Linked DNA regions of Homo sapiens: region 2 is linked to region 1. A link is an interaction called in ENCODE POLR2A ChIA-PET data of the cell type or tissue named here. Cell type or tissue: PC-3. All regions are shown on one strand.

Region 1 (8,000 bases):
GGAGCTTTCTAGAGGAGTCCTTAGGATTTTCAAGGTAAACAATCATATCATCAGCAAACAGTGACAGTATGACTTCCTCTTTACTGATTTGGATGCCCTTTATTTCTTTCTCTTGTCTGATTGCTCTGGCTAGGACTTCCAGTACTATGTTGAAGAGGAGTGGTGAGAGTGGGCATCCTTGTCTTTTACCCCATGCTCACAGGGAATGCTTTCAACTTTTCCCCATTCAGTATGTTGGCTGTGGGTTTGTTATAGATGGCTTTTATTAAAGTATGTCCCTTGTATGCCAATTTTGCTGAGAGTTTTAATCATAAAGTGATGCTGGGTTTTGTCGAATGCTTTTTCTGCATCTATTGACATGACCATGTGATTTTTGTTTTTAATTCTGTTTATGTGGTGTATCACATTTATTGACTTCTATATGTTAAACCATCCCTGCATCCCTGGTGTGAAACACACTTGATCATGGTGGATTATCTTTTTGATATGATGTTGGATTTGGTTAGCTAGTATTTTGTTGAGGATTTTAGCATCTACATTCATCAAGGATATTGGTCTGTAGTTTTCTTTTTTAGTTATGTCCTTTCCTGGTTTTGGTATTAGGGTGATGCTGGCTTCACAGAATGAATTATGAATTATTAGGGAGGGTTCCTTCTTTCCCTATCTTGTGGAATAGTGTCAAAAGGATTGGTACCAATTTTTCTTTGAATGTCTGGTAGAATTCTGCTGTGAATCCGTCTGGTCCTGGACTTTTTTTTTGTTGTAATTTTTAAATTACCACTTCAATCTTGCTGCTTGTTATTGGTCTGTTCAGGGTATCTAATTCTTCCTGATTTAAGATAGGAGGGTTGCATTTTTCCAGTAATTTATTCATCTCTTCTAGGTTTTCTAGTTTATATGTGTAAAGGTGTTCATAGTAGCCTTGAATGATCTTTTGTATTTCAGTGGTGTCAGTTGTAATAGCTCCTGTTTCATTTTCTAGTGAGGTTATTTGGATTTTCTCTCCTTTTCTTGGTTAATCTTGGTAATGGTCTATCAATTTTATTTATCTTTTCAAAGAACCAGCTTTTTGTTTCATTTATCTTTTGGTCTTTTGTTTGTTTGTTTCAATTTCATTTTGCTCTGCTCTGATCTTGGTTATTTCCTTTGGGTTTGGGTTTGATTGGTTCTTGTTTCCCTAGTTCCTTGAGGTGTGACCTGTTTGTGCTCTTTCAGACTTTTTGATGTAGGCATTTAGGGCTATGAACTTTCCTCTTAGCACCGCCTTTGCTGTGTATCCCAGAGGTTTTGATAGGTTGTGTCATTACTGTCATTAAGTTTGAAGAATTTTTAAATTTCCATCTTGATTTCGTTTTTGACCCAATGCTCATGCAGGAGCAGGTTATTTAATTTCCATGTATTTGCATGGTTTTGAAGGTTCCTTTTGGAGTTGATTTCCAGTTTTATTCCACAGTGGTCTGAGTGAGTGCTTGATATAATTTCAATTTTCTTAAGTTTATTGGGGCTCATTTTATGACCTATCTTATGGTCTATCTTGGAGAAAGTTCCATGAGCTGTTGAATAGAATGTGTATCCTGTGGGTTTTGGATGAAATGTTCTGTATATATCTGTTAAGTCCATTTTTTCCAAGGTATAGTTTAAATCCATTGTTTCTTTGTTGAATTTCCCTCTTGATGACCTGTCTAGTGCTGTCAGTGGAATATTGAAGTCTCCCACTATTATTGTGTTGCTGTCTATCTCATTTCTTGGGTCTATTAGTAATTGTTTTATAAGTTTGGGAGCTCCAGTGTTAGGTGCATGTATGTTTAAGACTATGATATTTTTCTGTCGGACAAAGCCTTTTACCATTATATACTGTCCCTCTTTGTCTCTTTTAACCACTGTTGCTTTAAAGTTTGTTTTGTCTGATATAAGAAGAGCTACCCCTGCTCGCTTTTGGTGTCCATTTGCATTAAATGCCTTTTTCCACTGCTTTAAGTTTATGTGAGTCCTTATGTGTTAGGTGAGTCTCCCAAAGGCAGCAGATGGTTGGTGAGTTCTTATCCATTCTGCGGTTCTGTACCTTTTAAGTGGAGCATTTAGGTCATTTACATTCAATGTTAGTATTGAAATGTGAGGTACCGTTACTTTACTTTCGTAGTGCTCTTTCTTGCCTATGTACTTTGGTTTTGTTTTGTGTTTTTGCTTTTTAACTTGTATTTTTGCATTATGGGTACTGTGTGATTTATGCTTTAAAGAGGTTCTGTTTTGATGTGTTTCCAGGATTTCTTTCAAGATTTACAGCTCCTTTTAGAAGTTCTTGTAGTGGTGATTTGGTAATGGCGAATTATCTCAGCATTTCTTTGTCTGAAAACGGCTTATCTTTCGTTCACATACGATGCTTAGTTTCACTGGATACGAAATTCTTGGCTGATAATTGTTTTGTTTGAGGAGGCTGAAGATAGGTCCCCAATTCCTTCTAGCTTATAGGGTTTCTGCTGAGAAGTCTGCTGTTAATATGGTAGGTTTTCCTTTATAAGTTACCCTGTGCTTCTGTCTCATGGCTCTTGATTCTTTCCTTCATCTTGAGTTTGGATAACCTGATGACAACGTGCCTAGGGAAAGATCTTTTTGTGATGAATTTCACAGGTGTTCTTTGTGCTTCCTGTATTTGGATGTTTAGGTCTCTCACAAGGCTGGGGATATTTTCCTTGATTACTCTCCCGAGTATGTTTTCCAGGCTTTTAGAATTCTCTTCTTCCTCGGATATACCGATTATTCTCAGGTTTGGTTGTTTAACATAATCCCAGACTTTTTGGAGGCTTGTTCATATTTTCTTATTCTTTTTTCTTTGTCTTTGTTGGATTGGGTTAATTCAAAGACCTTGTCTTTGAGCTCTGAATTTCTTTCTTCTACTTGTTCATATCTATTACTGAGACTTTCTAGAGCATTTTGCATTTCTAAAAGTGTGTCCAAAGTTTCCTGAATTTTTGTTTTTTCATTAAGCTATCTATTTTCTTGAGTGTTTCTCCCTTCACTTCTTGTATCATTTTTGGATTTCCTTGCCTTGGGCTTTGCCTTTCTCTGGTCCCTCCCTGATTAGCTTAATAACTAACCTCCTGAATTCTTTTTCAGGTAAATCAGGGAATCTTCTTGGTTTGGATCCATTGCTGGTGAATTAGTATGATTTTTTGGGGGTGTTGAAGAGCCTTGTTTTATCATGTTACCAGGGTTGGTTTTCTGGTTCCTTCTCATTGGGGTAGGCTCTGTCAGAGGGAAGGTCTAGGGATGAAGGCTATCGTTCAGATTCTTTTGTTCCACGAAGTGTTCCCTTGATGTAGTATTCTCTCTCTTTTCCTATGGATGTGGCTTCCTGTGAACCAAATTGCAGTGATTGCTGTCTCTCTTCTGGGTCTAGCCACCCAGCAAGTCTACTCAGCTCTGGGCTGGTAGTAGGGGATGTCTGCACAGAGTCCTGTGATGTGAACCATCTATGGGTCTCTCAGCTGTGGATACCAGCACCTGTTCTGGTGGAGGGTGCAATGGACTCCGTGAGGATCCTTAGTTTTGGTGGTTTAATACCCTATTTTTGTGTTGGTTGGCCTCCTGCCAGGAGGTGGTGCTTTCCAGAAAACATCAGCTGTAGTAGTGTGGAGAGAGACTGGTGGTAGGTGGGGTCCTAGAACTCCCAAGATTATATGCCCTTTGTCTTCCACTACCAGGGTGGACAGGGAAGGACCATCAGGTGGGGGCAGGATTAGGCATGTCTGAGCTCAGACTCTCCTTGGGCGGGTCTTGTTGCGACTGCTGTTGGGGATGGGGGAAGAGATTCCTAGGTCACTTGAGTTGTGTACCTAGGAAGATTATGACTGCCTCTGCTGAGTCATGCAGGTTGTCAGTAAAGTGGGGGAAAGCCGGCAGTCACAGGCCTCACTCAGCTCCCACACAAACTGAAGGGCTGGTCTCACTCCCATGGTCTCACTCCCACCGTGCCCCTCTCACAACTCTGAGTCTGTTTCCAGGCCACAGGCGGGCAGCAGGCTTGCCCCAGGCTATCCGCCTCCCAGCTGCAAGAGAAAAGGGCTTTAGTTTTCCCCCTGCCGGTGAAGTCTGCATGCAGGATTTGCACCCTACCTTGAGTTCTGGTCAGGAGGCTTCTCACCCTGTTCAAATTGTTACAAAGTTCAGCTAGAGAATTCCTTCTCCCTGGGGAGTTTTATCCCCTGCTCCTCTGGCCACCCTCCCAATGGATCCCTGTGGTGCCAGGCAGGAATGGCCTGCTTGGGGACCCAGCAAACTCCCAGGGCCTTTCTGCTGCTTCCTCTACCCCTGTTATTTCGCTTGCCTCTCTAACTTGACTCAGCTCCAGGTAAAGTTGGAAACTTCTCCTGCAAACAGACCTTCAGCTTCTCCAGTGGGGGTGTGTGTTTGGGAGAGGAGGGTCTCCCTTTCCCATTTCTGCAGTTGGGGCACTCCCAATATTTGGGGTTTCTCCCGGGTGCTGCAGGAGCAGTCCGCTTTCTTCAGAGGGTCTGTGGGTCCTCTTGAGATTGCTGATTTTTTCTTGCAGTCAGTCTGGAGCTAACATTTGCAATCAAGCCTCCGCATGTTGCCCGGTCTGGAGCTTCAGTCTAGTCCTGCCTCCCGTCTGCCATGATCCCTTCTGTGATGCCATCAATTTATTTTTTCCCTTCTGTGATGTCATCAATTTATTTTTAAGTGTGTGTGTTGTTTTCTTTTTCTTTTTTTTTTTGAGAGAGTCTTGCTCTGTCACCCAGACTAGAGTGCAATGGCGCAATCTCATCTCATGGCAACCTTTACCTCCCAGGCTCAAGCGGGCCTCCTGCCTCAGTCTCCTGAGTAGCTGGGACTCACAGGCGTGCACCACTACAACTAGTAAATTTTTGTATTTTTTGTAGAGATGAGGTTTCTCCATGTTGCAGTTGTTTTACTTCTATGGGACTGATCCCTCTGCTTTTTAAGATTTTTCCCCAGCTGCACAATCTATATCTTTAGAACTTGATATGCGGCAGCGTTTCATAGATGTGTTATGGAAACAAAGAGTCACTGTTAATCAACACAGCTTCTTGAGAGCAAGAAGCTATTGAAACATCAGTTACTAGAGATTCCCAATGTGCCCAGTCACTGCGATAGATATTATGGTGAAACACATTTCAACACGTATAGTACAATGTGATGGATATGTACAAACATGTTCAAAATACTTATGGAAGGGCAAAGGAACAAGTAACTAGTAACTAACTCATCTGTATGGTATCATAGAAAGTTGTATGTATTAAGTAACATTTGTGTCTTGAAGAAAATGTAAGTCTTTTTTTTCTTTTTTTTTTTTTTTTGAGAAGGAGTCTCGCTCTTTTGCCTAGGCTGGAGTGCAGTGGCGTGATCTCGGCTCACTGCAAGCTCTGCCTCCCAGGTTCTGGCCATTCTCCTGCCTCAGCCTCCCGAGTAGCTGGGATTACAGGCATGAGCCACTGCACCTGGCCAAAGGAAATGTAAGTCTTAAAGTGGCAGAAGTATCCCAGGGAAAAAAGAACAGCATGCATATATGTAAGGAGAGAGGTATGACTTGGAATGGACATGCAGCATGTCCAAGGAACTGCAGGCAATTTGATGTGTCTGTAGTAGCATGCTTAGGGAGTGGTAGTGTGTCATGGGAGACAGACTAGAAAAATAGGCGGAGACCAGATCATAAAGAATTTGTGTATCATACTAACTTGTTTAGGTTGCCAACTAGTGCCACAGATGCAATACTAAAGCATTAAATCAATTTGTTTCCTAATTAACATCTCAAATAAAACTATATGAATAGTAGAGAGAAAATTACAGATTGACCTTACTCACCTTTCAACACTATTGAGATAAGAGGATCCATCATGGCCTCCTACTGCATATAACAGATCATCAAGAACACTGACCCCAACTCCGCATCTCCTTTTGCTCATTGAAGCCACCATTCTCCATTCATTGGTCTGTGGATCATATCGTTCAACACTGGAAATGGCATCTCCACTGCACCAACCACCAACTGGGGAAGTAACAGAAATGGTCAAGAGAATCCTATCCTGAAGCATAAAATGTAACACTCACTACTAACTTCACTGTGACCTAATGCTTAGACTCACCAAATGTCTCTAGTAGTAGGTCAAAATGCAAGTTATGACTTCAACTCATTCCACTGGGATTGCTATAATCTTTAATCAATTCTGTAAATAAGTTAGTATTACGTCTATTTTACAAAGGAAGGCAATGATACCAATTCACATAGGATTATGAGATAATATGTATATATGGATAGAATGGAGAAATTATAGATGGATATGCATAGAATGGAGAAATAAATTATAATTGTTTAATGTTTTTTCACAATTCCATGTGATTATGGGATGAGCTGCACATTGATATATAAATTAATGCATGTGACTCATTTCAACAAAACATCTACTGCACGACATTTTTATTTTTTATTTTTTGAGACAGGATCTTGTTCTGTTCCCCAGGCTGGAGTACAGTGGTGCAATCACAGCTCACTGCAGCCTTGACCTCCTAGGCTCAAGCCATCCTCCTGTCTCAGCCTCCCAAGTAGCTGGGACTACAGACATGCACTACCACACTCAGCCAATTGTTTTTCTTATTTTTTGTAAAGATGGGGCCTCCCTATATTGCCCAGGCTGGTCTCAAACGCCTGGCCTCCAGAAAGCTGTATAGGCATGAGCCACTGTGACCAGCCAACATTTTTGGATTTATATAAAAATAGATATTAAAGGTGTTGAATGAGAAAAAAGAATAGAGCACTCTTTTGGAGTATATCAGTGTGGAATCATGGGTTATGAGTCAAGCTATATGCTGACTTATTATTTGTGTCTTATGACAGTAAATATCATAATTGTCCAAAGGATTTTTCAAATGACAGTTTCTCACCTGGGAAAATACTCAATTTACTAACAGTATATTAAGATCCAAACCTGCAAAGAGTACTTCCCCACATCGGATAGGTTTCCGTGGTCTCGTCCTTGGTCCTTGCATTAGTGGTCGTTCTTGCGGCAATAGGAGGTAGTTTTTAGCCTCATCTACCAAGTCTCTGTAGAAAAAATTCTGCCTTTATTCCAAATATCTAAATTACATTGTTAGTTAAGTCCCAATGTAGTTTAGGAATATATAGGTTGGCAAAGGGAAGCAAGCATAAATCAAACCAAATCATGAATGCCAGCCAATATTAAAATTGGCACAAACATGAAACCAATAATGCCAGTCAAACTGAGTTGTGAATTGATTGGTATTTCCATCATGACTCATGTCTCACTGCAAATTTAGCCTAAAGCTCAACATGCTTACAGCCAACAATAACTTATAGAAAAGTAAAAATTACAATTTGATTACCACACTGCAGAGTTACTACTTTTTAATAAATTTTATTAGATTCTGCAAGATATTAGCAAGGTAGCACATCAGCCAGGGCAATAGTTATTTGCTAGATTAAAGTAATAAAACTGGGTCAAAAATCGGATTGCTGAAAAGAAACACTGTACTGCCACAAATTTGCTATCTGGTAACATATGAATGGTTTACTCTCAACAAGTCTACCGAGACATATTTCCTGTCTTGTTAAGACACTTTAAGAGAAGAGTCTAGTAATTACACATGTAATGACTTTGCAGTGGCTCACGCCTGTAATCCCAGCACTTTGGGAGGCTGAGGGGCGGTGGATCATGAGGTCAAGAGATTGAGACCATCCTGGCCAATATGGTGAAACCCCGTCTCTACTAAAAATACAAAAAGTAGCTGGGTGTGGTGGTACGCGCCTGTAGTCCCAGCTACTCAGGAGGCTGAAGCAGGAGAATCGGTTGAACTTGGGAGGCAGAGGTTGCAGTGAGTCGAGATTGCACCACTGCACTCCAGCCTGGCAACAGAGCGAGACTCCGTCTCAAAAAAAAAAAAAAAAAAGACAAAGACTTTGATCTCCTAATAGCTTGTTAGGTCATTTGAGGGTTCCTACAAATAAT
Region 2 (8,000 bases), 59 kb before region 1:
CGTTTCCAGGAGATTGGTCTCAGAAGGAATGAGACGAATTGGATTTAAACACAAATTTTTAATGTTAGAAATACTAGAATATGCTTGGCAGTGAAAGAAAAGGATCCTGTATAGGAGTGATTAAAGATGATAGAGATGTGAAGTACAGCCTGGTTGTGGTGGTGCACGCTTGTAGTCCTAGCTACTCGAGAGGCTGAGGTGGGAGGATCGCCTGAGCCCAGCAGGTGGAGGCTGCAGTGATATCAGGCCACTGCACTCCAGCCTGGACAACAGAGTGAGACCCTGTCTCAAAAAAAAAAAAAAAAAAAAAAAAGGCTGAAGTACACAAAGGAGATGGTGTCCAGGGGAGATACAAGTAAGAGGACCTCTTTGCTTCCGATTGGAAGGAAGAGTATTGGGACAGTAATATATTGAGCCAAGGTATATTAATAACCTCTGGATTATTGTGCTGGGCAAAAATTACACATTCTTGAGTGTGAGATGAGAAGGTAAAATAAGTATAAATCATTTGCTAATCTTTAATTCGTGGATTGGGCTATTTTACGTTAACATTAAATACACAATTGACATGTTTTTTCAAAACCATCCCTCTTAGTGCTGATAGTCTTTTTCTCACCTACATTTATTGCTAGACTTTTTAAAGTCACCTAGACTTTAAAATCTTTTTGGGATTCATAGCATTTCTCTTTTAAGGAGTCAAATTCAGCAGGGCTTATGTTGCCTCATAATTGATCCCTGTTTAAAAGGCAACGTGAAAGAAGTAGCTAAGTGCACTCATTGCAGAGTTAGACTGTCTGGATTCAAATCCTGACTCTTCCACTCTAACTTGTTGACTTTGGCAAGTTACTTAACTTGTCTGATTTCCTATTTGTTAGCTGGGAGCATGATCTACTTCATGGGGTTGTTTGAAGATTAAATGAGAAAATATTTATAAAGGGCTTAGAAGAGTACCTGAAACATGATGAATGCTCAATAAGTGTTAGCAATTATTGTACCAAGTAACAAATTTGAAGGAAACATTCTGTCTAAGTAGGATTGATTAAAATTCCCTTTGAAATAGGTAATTCAATATGCATTTAAAGCTAGGATGCTTTAGAATAGCTGCTATTTAAATTGTGTGGTGTCTGGTGTAGAGTCATGTATTCACTACAGTCAAGATACAGTTCCATCACCACAAGGAATTCTTGTGTTGCCTTTTTATAGTCACATTTATGTCCCTCCCACCCTCTTCCCTTTCCCTGATCTCTGTCAGCCACTCATCTGTTTTCATTCCTTTAACTTTGTCATTTTAAAAATGTTAAATGTATGAAATTTTATATGTGACCTTTTTGGATTGGCTTTAACATCCAAGTTGTTGCATGTATCAATAATTTGTTTCTTTTCATTGCTGAGTACTATTACATGGTGTGGATGTACCACAGTTTATTTATCATTCACCCACTGAGTTGTTTTCAATTTTTGGCTATTATGAATAAAGCTACTATGAACATTTCTAAAAATAAATAAATAAATTGTGTGGTATATGAACTTGCTCTGGACATTATTTGAGCTTTAAGGACAAATAATGCTACATGTTTAGTTTATGTATTTATTTATTTATTAATTAGAGAGGGTCTCACTCTTGCTCAGACTAAAGTGCAGTGGTGTGATCATAGCTCACTGCAGCCTCAAACTCCTGGGCTCAAGCACTCCTCCTGCCTCAGCCTCTGGAGTGGCTACGACTACCATCATGCCAGGCTAATTCCTTTTTTTTTTTTGAAAGATGGGGTCTTGCTGTGTTGTCCATGCTAGGACTACATGTTTAATTTGTGGAGTTTTGTGCAAGATATAAATGGTGTCCTAGTCTAACATATTGAAATAGAAGTTACAGGTTAAATCTGAAGTCTGAAATGCCCCATAACGTGAATCTTTTTGAGCACTGACATGATGCTGGAAGGAAATGTTCACTGGAGCATTTTGGATTTCAGATTTTTGGATTAAGGATGCTTGACCAGTGTGATACAAATATTCCCAAATTTGAGAAAATCTGAAATTCAAAAACACTTTTGATCCCAAGCATTTTGGGTAAGGGATGCTCAACCTGTGCTATTTTAAATATAATACTATTTAAATATGGGCCGAGTGCGGTGGCTCACACCTGTAATCCCAACACTTTGGGAGGCTGGTGGATCACCTGAGGTCAGGAGTTCAAGACCAGCCTGGCCAACATGGTGAAACACTGTCTCTACTAAAAATACAAAAAAAAAAACAAACAAAAAATTAGCCAGGCATGGTAGCGGGCAGCTGTAATCTCAGCTACTCAGGAGACTGAGTCAAGAGAATTGCTGGAGCCCAGGAGGCAGAGGTTGCAGTGAGCCGAGATCGCGCCATTGCACTCCAGCCCAGGCCAACAACAGTGAGACTCCATCTCAAAAAATAAAATAAAATAAAATAAGTAAATATAGTAATATAACTTTTTATTCGTAAAAAACTTTTCAAAAGGGTAATTGTGTAGTAGTTGAGACTAATAACTTTTGTTGTTGTTGTTGAGATGGAGTCTTGCTCTGTCTCACCCAGGCTGGAGTGCAGTGGTGTGCTCTTGGCTCACTGAAGCCTCCACCTCCCGGGTTCAAGCGATTCTCCTCTCAGCCTCCTGAGTAGCTGGGACTACAGGTGTGTGCCACCATACCCAGCTAATTTTTGTTTTTCTAGTAGAGACGGAGTTTCACCATGTTGGTCAGGCTGGTCTCAAACTTCTGACTGCAGGTGATCCACTTTTCCTCGGCCTCCCAAAGTGCTGGGATTACAGGCGTGAGCCACTACGCCCAGCTGAGACTAATCATAACTTTGAAATGATAATTCCTTTTAATGAAAATTGTATTTTAATTTTGTGTTTCTTTTTTTCTTGAGAGGGTCTTGCTGTGTCACCCAGGCTGGAATTCGGTGGCATGATCACATCTCACTGCAGCCTTGACCTCCTGGGCTCATGCAGTCCTACTTCAGCCTCCTGAGTAGCTGGGACCACAGGTGTGCACTACCACACCTGGCTAGTTATTTTTTATTTTTTGTAGAGATGGAGTCTCACAGCGTTGCCCAGGCTGGTCTCAGACATCTGAGCTCAAGTGATCCACCTGCTTCAGCCTCCCAAAGTGTTGGGATTACAGTCATGAGCTACCATGCCCGGCCCTAATTTGGAAGTTCTATGAAATACTTCCGTTTAATTGAACCAATACTTGTTTAACAATTAAAGGACACTCAGCCTTGTATTTGGGTAATTATACAAGAGAAATATAAAGCATGGTTTCAGTGACAGTAGCTTAGTTTTACTGAGGGTACAAGAAATACACACTGAAAAATGGTACAAGGAAGTATATGAACAGGGGCTAAAATGAGTGGTACAGACTGGGTGATTGAGGAAAGCTATGTGTGCTGGTATATCTCCAAGGATTTTGTAGAACATTCTTGAGGGATTTTTTCAGACTTATTTAGAGATGAGAGCTCATTCAGCACACACACACACATGCATACTCTGCTTCCAGGAATGAGCCACTGATAACAGATAACAGATAAAAATGTATGCCATAGGTATTTCAGGACCAAAAGGTTAAAAACACCCTAGTTTGAAAGGAGATCAAATTTCTAGCATGGTCTTAAAGGAGGTGAGATGGGAAAAGGACGCTTAAGATAGGAAATGCAGTTGAGAAGCAAACACATGAAGATAAGAATATGTTTATGTCCCAGGTTGGAGAGGAGAATTAGGAAAATAAAGAGAAGCTGAATTAGAAAGACCTTAAACCCAGCAGAAGAGTTTAGGATTTGTCTTGTTACTGTAAAGGTTTTTGCATAGATAAAATAAAGTGCTATTTTTGGAAGAATGGATTACTCTGGATACGGAGAACTCTTAGTTGTGGCTAAGGAATTAGCTTTGTGAAGGGATGACAGATTTTTTTTTTAACATTTTTAAAAAATTTATTTTATTTTTTAAATTATACTTTAAGTTCTAGGGTACATGTGCAAAATGTGCAGGTTTGTTACATAGGTATACATGTGCCATGTTGGTTTGCTGCAGCCATCAACTCATCATTTACATTAGGTATTTCTCCTAATGCTATCCCTCCCCCAGCCACTGACCCCTCGACAGGCCCCGGTATGTGATATTCCCCGCCCTGTGTCCAATTGTTCTCATTGATCAATTCCCACCTATGAGTGAGAACATGCGGCGTTTGGTGTTCTGTCCTTGTGATAGTTTGCTGAGAATGATGGTTTCCAGCTTCATCCATGTCCCTGCAAAGGATATGAACTTATTCTTTTTTATGGCTGCATGGCATTCCATGGTATATATGTGCCACATTTTCTTAATCCAGTCTATCATTGTGGACATTTGGGTTGGTTCCAAGTCTTTGCTATTGTGAATAGTGCCGCAATAAACATATGTGTGCATGTGTCTTTATAATAGCATGATTTATAATCCTTTGGGTATATACCCAGTAACGGGATCGCTGGGTCAAATGGTATTTCTAGTTCTAGATCCTTGAGGAATTGCCACACTGTCTTCCACAATGGTTGAACTAGTTTACACTCCCACCAACAGTGTAAAAGCATTCCTATTTCTCCACATCCTCTCCAGCATCTGTTGTTTCCTGACTTTTTAATGATCGCCATTCTAACTGGTGTGAGATGGTATCTCATTGTGGTTTTGATTTGCATTTCTCTGATGACCAGTGATGAAGAGCATTTTTTCATGTGTTTGTTGGCTTCATAAATGTCTTCTTTTGAAAAGTGTCTGTTCATATCCTTTGCCCACTTTTTGATGGGGTTGTTTGTTTTTTTCTTGTAAATTTGTTTAAGTCCTTTTTAGATTCTGGATATTATCCCTTTGTCTGATGGGTAGATTGCAAAAATTTTCTCCCATTCTGTAGATTGCCTGTTCACTCTGATGGTAGTTTCTTTTGCTGTGCAGACAGTATTTATTTATTTATTTTTTTGCTTTCTTTTTTTTCTGAGACGGAGTCTCGCTCTGTCACCCAGGCTAGAGTGCAGGGGCACGATTTTGGCTCACTGCAACCTCTGCCTCCTTGGGTTCAGCGATTCTCCTGCCTCAGCCTCCCAAGTGGCTGAGAGTATAGGCGCACATCACCATGCCTGGCTAATTTTTGTATTTTTAGTAGAAATGGTGTTTCACCATATTGGCCAGGCTGGGCTCGAACTCCTGACCTTGTGATCCACCCGCCTCAGCATCCCAAAGTGCTGAGATTACAGGCGTGAGCCACTGCGCCCGGCCTGGTCTTCAGTTTAATTAGATCCCATTTGTCTATTTTGGCTTTTGTTGCCATTGCTTTTGGTGTTTTAGTCATGAAGTCCTTGCCCATGCCTGTGTCCTGATTGATAGTGCCTCGGTTTTCTTCTAGGGTTTTTATGGTTTTAGGTCTAACATTTACATCTTTAATCCATCTTGAATTAATTTTTGTATAAGGTGTAAGGAAGGGATCCAGTTTCAGCTTTCTACATAAGGCTAGCCAGTTTTCCCAGCACCATTTATTAAATAGGGAATCTTTGTCCCGTTTCTTGTTTTTGTCAGGTTTGTCAAAGATCAGATGGTTGTAGATGTGTGGTGTTATTTCTGAGGCCTCTGTTCTGTTCCATTGGTCTATATCTCTGTTTTGGTACCAGTACCATGCTGTTTTGGTTACTGTGGCCTTGTAGTATAGTTTAAAGCGAGGTGGCATGATGCCTCCAGCTTTGTTCTTTTTGCTTAGGATTGTCTTGGCAATGTGGGCTCTTTTTTGTTTCCGTATGAACTTTAAAGTAGTTTTTTCCAATTCTGTGAAGAAAGTCATTGGTAGCTTGATGGGGATGGCACTGAATCTATAAATTACCTTGGGCAGTATGGCCATTTTCACGATATTGATTCTTCCTATCCATGAGCATGGAATGTTCTTCCATTTGTTTGTGTCCTCTTTTATTTTGTTGAGCAGTGGTTTGTAGTTCTCCTTGAAGAGATCCTTCACATCCCTTGTAAGTTGGATTGCTAGGTATTTTATTCTCTTTGTAGCAATTGTGAGTGGGAGTTCACTCATGATTTTGCTCTCTGTCTGTTATTGGTGTATAGGAATGCTTGTGATTTTTGCACATTGATTTTGTATCCTGAGACTTTGCTGAAGTTGCTTAACAGCTTAAGGAGATTTTGGGCTGAGACAATGGGGTTTTCTAAATATACAGTCATGTCATCTGCAAACAGGGACAATTTGACTTCCTCTTTTCCTAATTGAATACCCTTTATTTCTTTCTCTTGCCTGATTGCCCTGGCCAGAACTTCCAACAGTATATTGAATAGGAGTGGTGAGAGAGGGCATCCCTGTCTTGTGCCAGTTTTCAAAGGGAATGCTTCCAGTTTTTGCCCATTCAGTATGATATTGGCGGTGGGTTTGTCATAAATAGCTTTTATTATTTTGAGATATGTTCCATCAATATCTAGTTTATGGAGAGTTTTTAGCATGAAGGCCTATTGAATTTTGTTGAAGGCCTTTTCTGCATCTATTGAGATAATCATGTGGTTTTTGTTGTTGTTTCTGTTTATGTGATGAATTACATTTATTGATTTGCGTATGTTGAACCAGCCTCGCATCCTAGGAACGAAGCTGACTTGGTCATGGTGGATAAGCTTTTTGATGTGCTGCTGGATTCAGTTTGCCAGTATTTTATTGAGGATTTTTGCATCCATGTTCATCAGGGATATTGGTCCAAAATTCTCTTTTTTTGTTGTGTCTCTGCCAGGCTTTGGCATCAGGATGATGCTGGCCTCATAAAATGAGTTAGGGAGGATTCTCTCTTTTTCTGTTGATTGGAATAGTTTCAGAAGGAATGGTACCAGCTCCTCTTTGTACATCTGGTAGAATTTGGCTGTGAATCCATCTGGTCGTAGCCTTTTTTTGGTTGGTAGGCTATTAATTATTGCCTCAGTTTCAGAGCCTGTTATTGTTCTATTCAGTGATTCGACTTCTTCCTGGTTTAGTCTTGGGAGGGTGTATGTGTCCAGGAATTTATCCATTTCTTCTAGATTTTCTAGTTTATTTGCATAGAGGTGTTTATAGTATTCTCTGATGGTAGTTTGTATTTCTGTGGGATCACTGGTGATATTCCCTTTAGCATTTTTTATTGCATCTATGTGCTTCTTCTCTCTTTTCTTCTTTATTAGTCTTGCTAACGGTCTATCAACTTTATTGATCTTTTCAAAAAACCAGCTCCTGGATTCATTGATTTTTTTGAAGAGTTTTTTTGTGTTTCTATCTCCTTCAGTTTTGCTCTGATCTTTGTTATTTCTTGCCTTCTGCTAGCTTTTGAATTTGTTTGCTCTTGCTTCTCTAGTTCTTTTAATTGTGATGTTAGGGTGTCAGTTGTATATCTTTCCTGCTTTCTCTTGTGGGCATTTAGTGCTATAAATTTTCCTCTACACACTGCTTTAAATGTGTCCCAGAGATTCTGGTACATTGTGTCTTTGTTCTCATTGGTTTCAAAGAACGTCTTTATTTCTGCCTTCATTTTATTATTTAACCAGTAGTCATTCAGGAGCAGGTTGTTCAGTTTCCATGTAGTTGGGCGGTTTTGAATGAGTTTCTTAATCCTGAGTTCTAATTTGATTGTACTGTGGTCTGAGAGACAGTTTGTTGTGATATCTGTTCTTTTACATTTGCTGAAGAGTGCTTTGCTTCCAATTATGTGGTCAATTTTAGAATAAGTGGGATGTGGTGGTGAGAAGAATGTATATTCTGTTGATTTGGGGTGGAGAGTTATGTAGATGTCTATTAGGTCCACTTGGTGCAGAGCTGAGTTTAAGTCCTGGATATCCTTGTTAACCTTCTGTCTCGTTGATCTGTCTAATATTGACAGTGGGGTGTGAAAGTCTCCCATTATTATTGTGTGGGAGTCTAAGTCTCTTTCTAGGTCTCTAAGGACCTGCTTTATGAATCTGGGTGCTCCTGTATTGGGTGCATATATATACATATATATGGTAGTTAGCTCTT

Evidence for each region. Peaks named below come from ENCODE experiments on the same cell type or tissue, not always from the same donor. Only the 100,000 strongest peaks of a DNase experiment are listed, where the experiment ranks them.
Region 2: POLR2A ChIA-PET joins it to region 1 with 5 read pairs; 6 of 35 experiments call an interaction of 5 or more read pairs at or near these places.

The regions. Positions count from the first base shown.
Region 1 is chr1:173,755,001-173,763,000 of GRCh38, reverse strand. KLHL20 (kelch like family member 20) reads right to left here. Exons shown (of 12, transcript NM_014458.4): 6 at 6,963-7,078; 7 at 5,842-6,025. Among named protein-coding and RNA genes, the nearest start is that of KLHL20, 44 kb to the right of the region's middle. RefSeq lists an enhancer at 3,567-4,067. In PC-3, no CTCF peak of the experiment used is centred here; a DNase peak (open chromatin) is centred at 3,840; H3K27ac peaks cover 693 bases.
Region 2 is chr1:173,814,118-173,822,117 of GRCh38, reverse strand. All of the region lies in intron 2 of CENPL (centromere protein L), which reads left to right. Among named protein-coding and RNA genes, the nearest start is that of DARS2, 6.6 kb to the left of the region's middle. In PC-3, no CTCF peak of the experiment used is centred here; no DNase peak of the experiment used is centred here; H3K4me3 peaks cover 1,430 bases.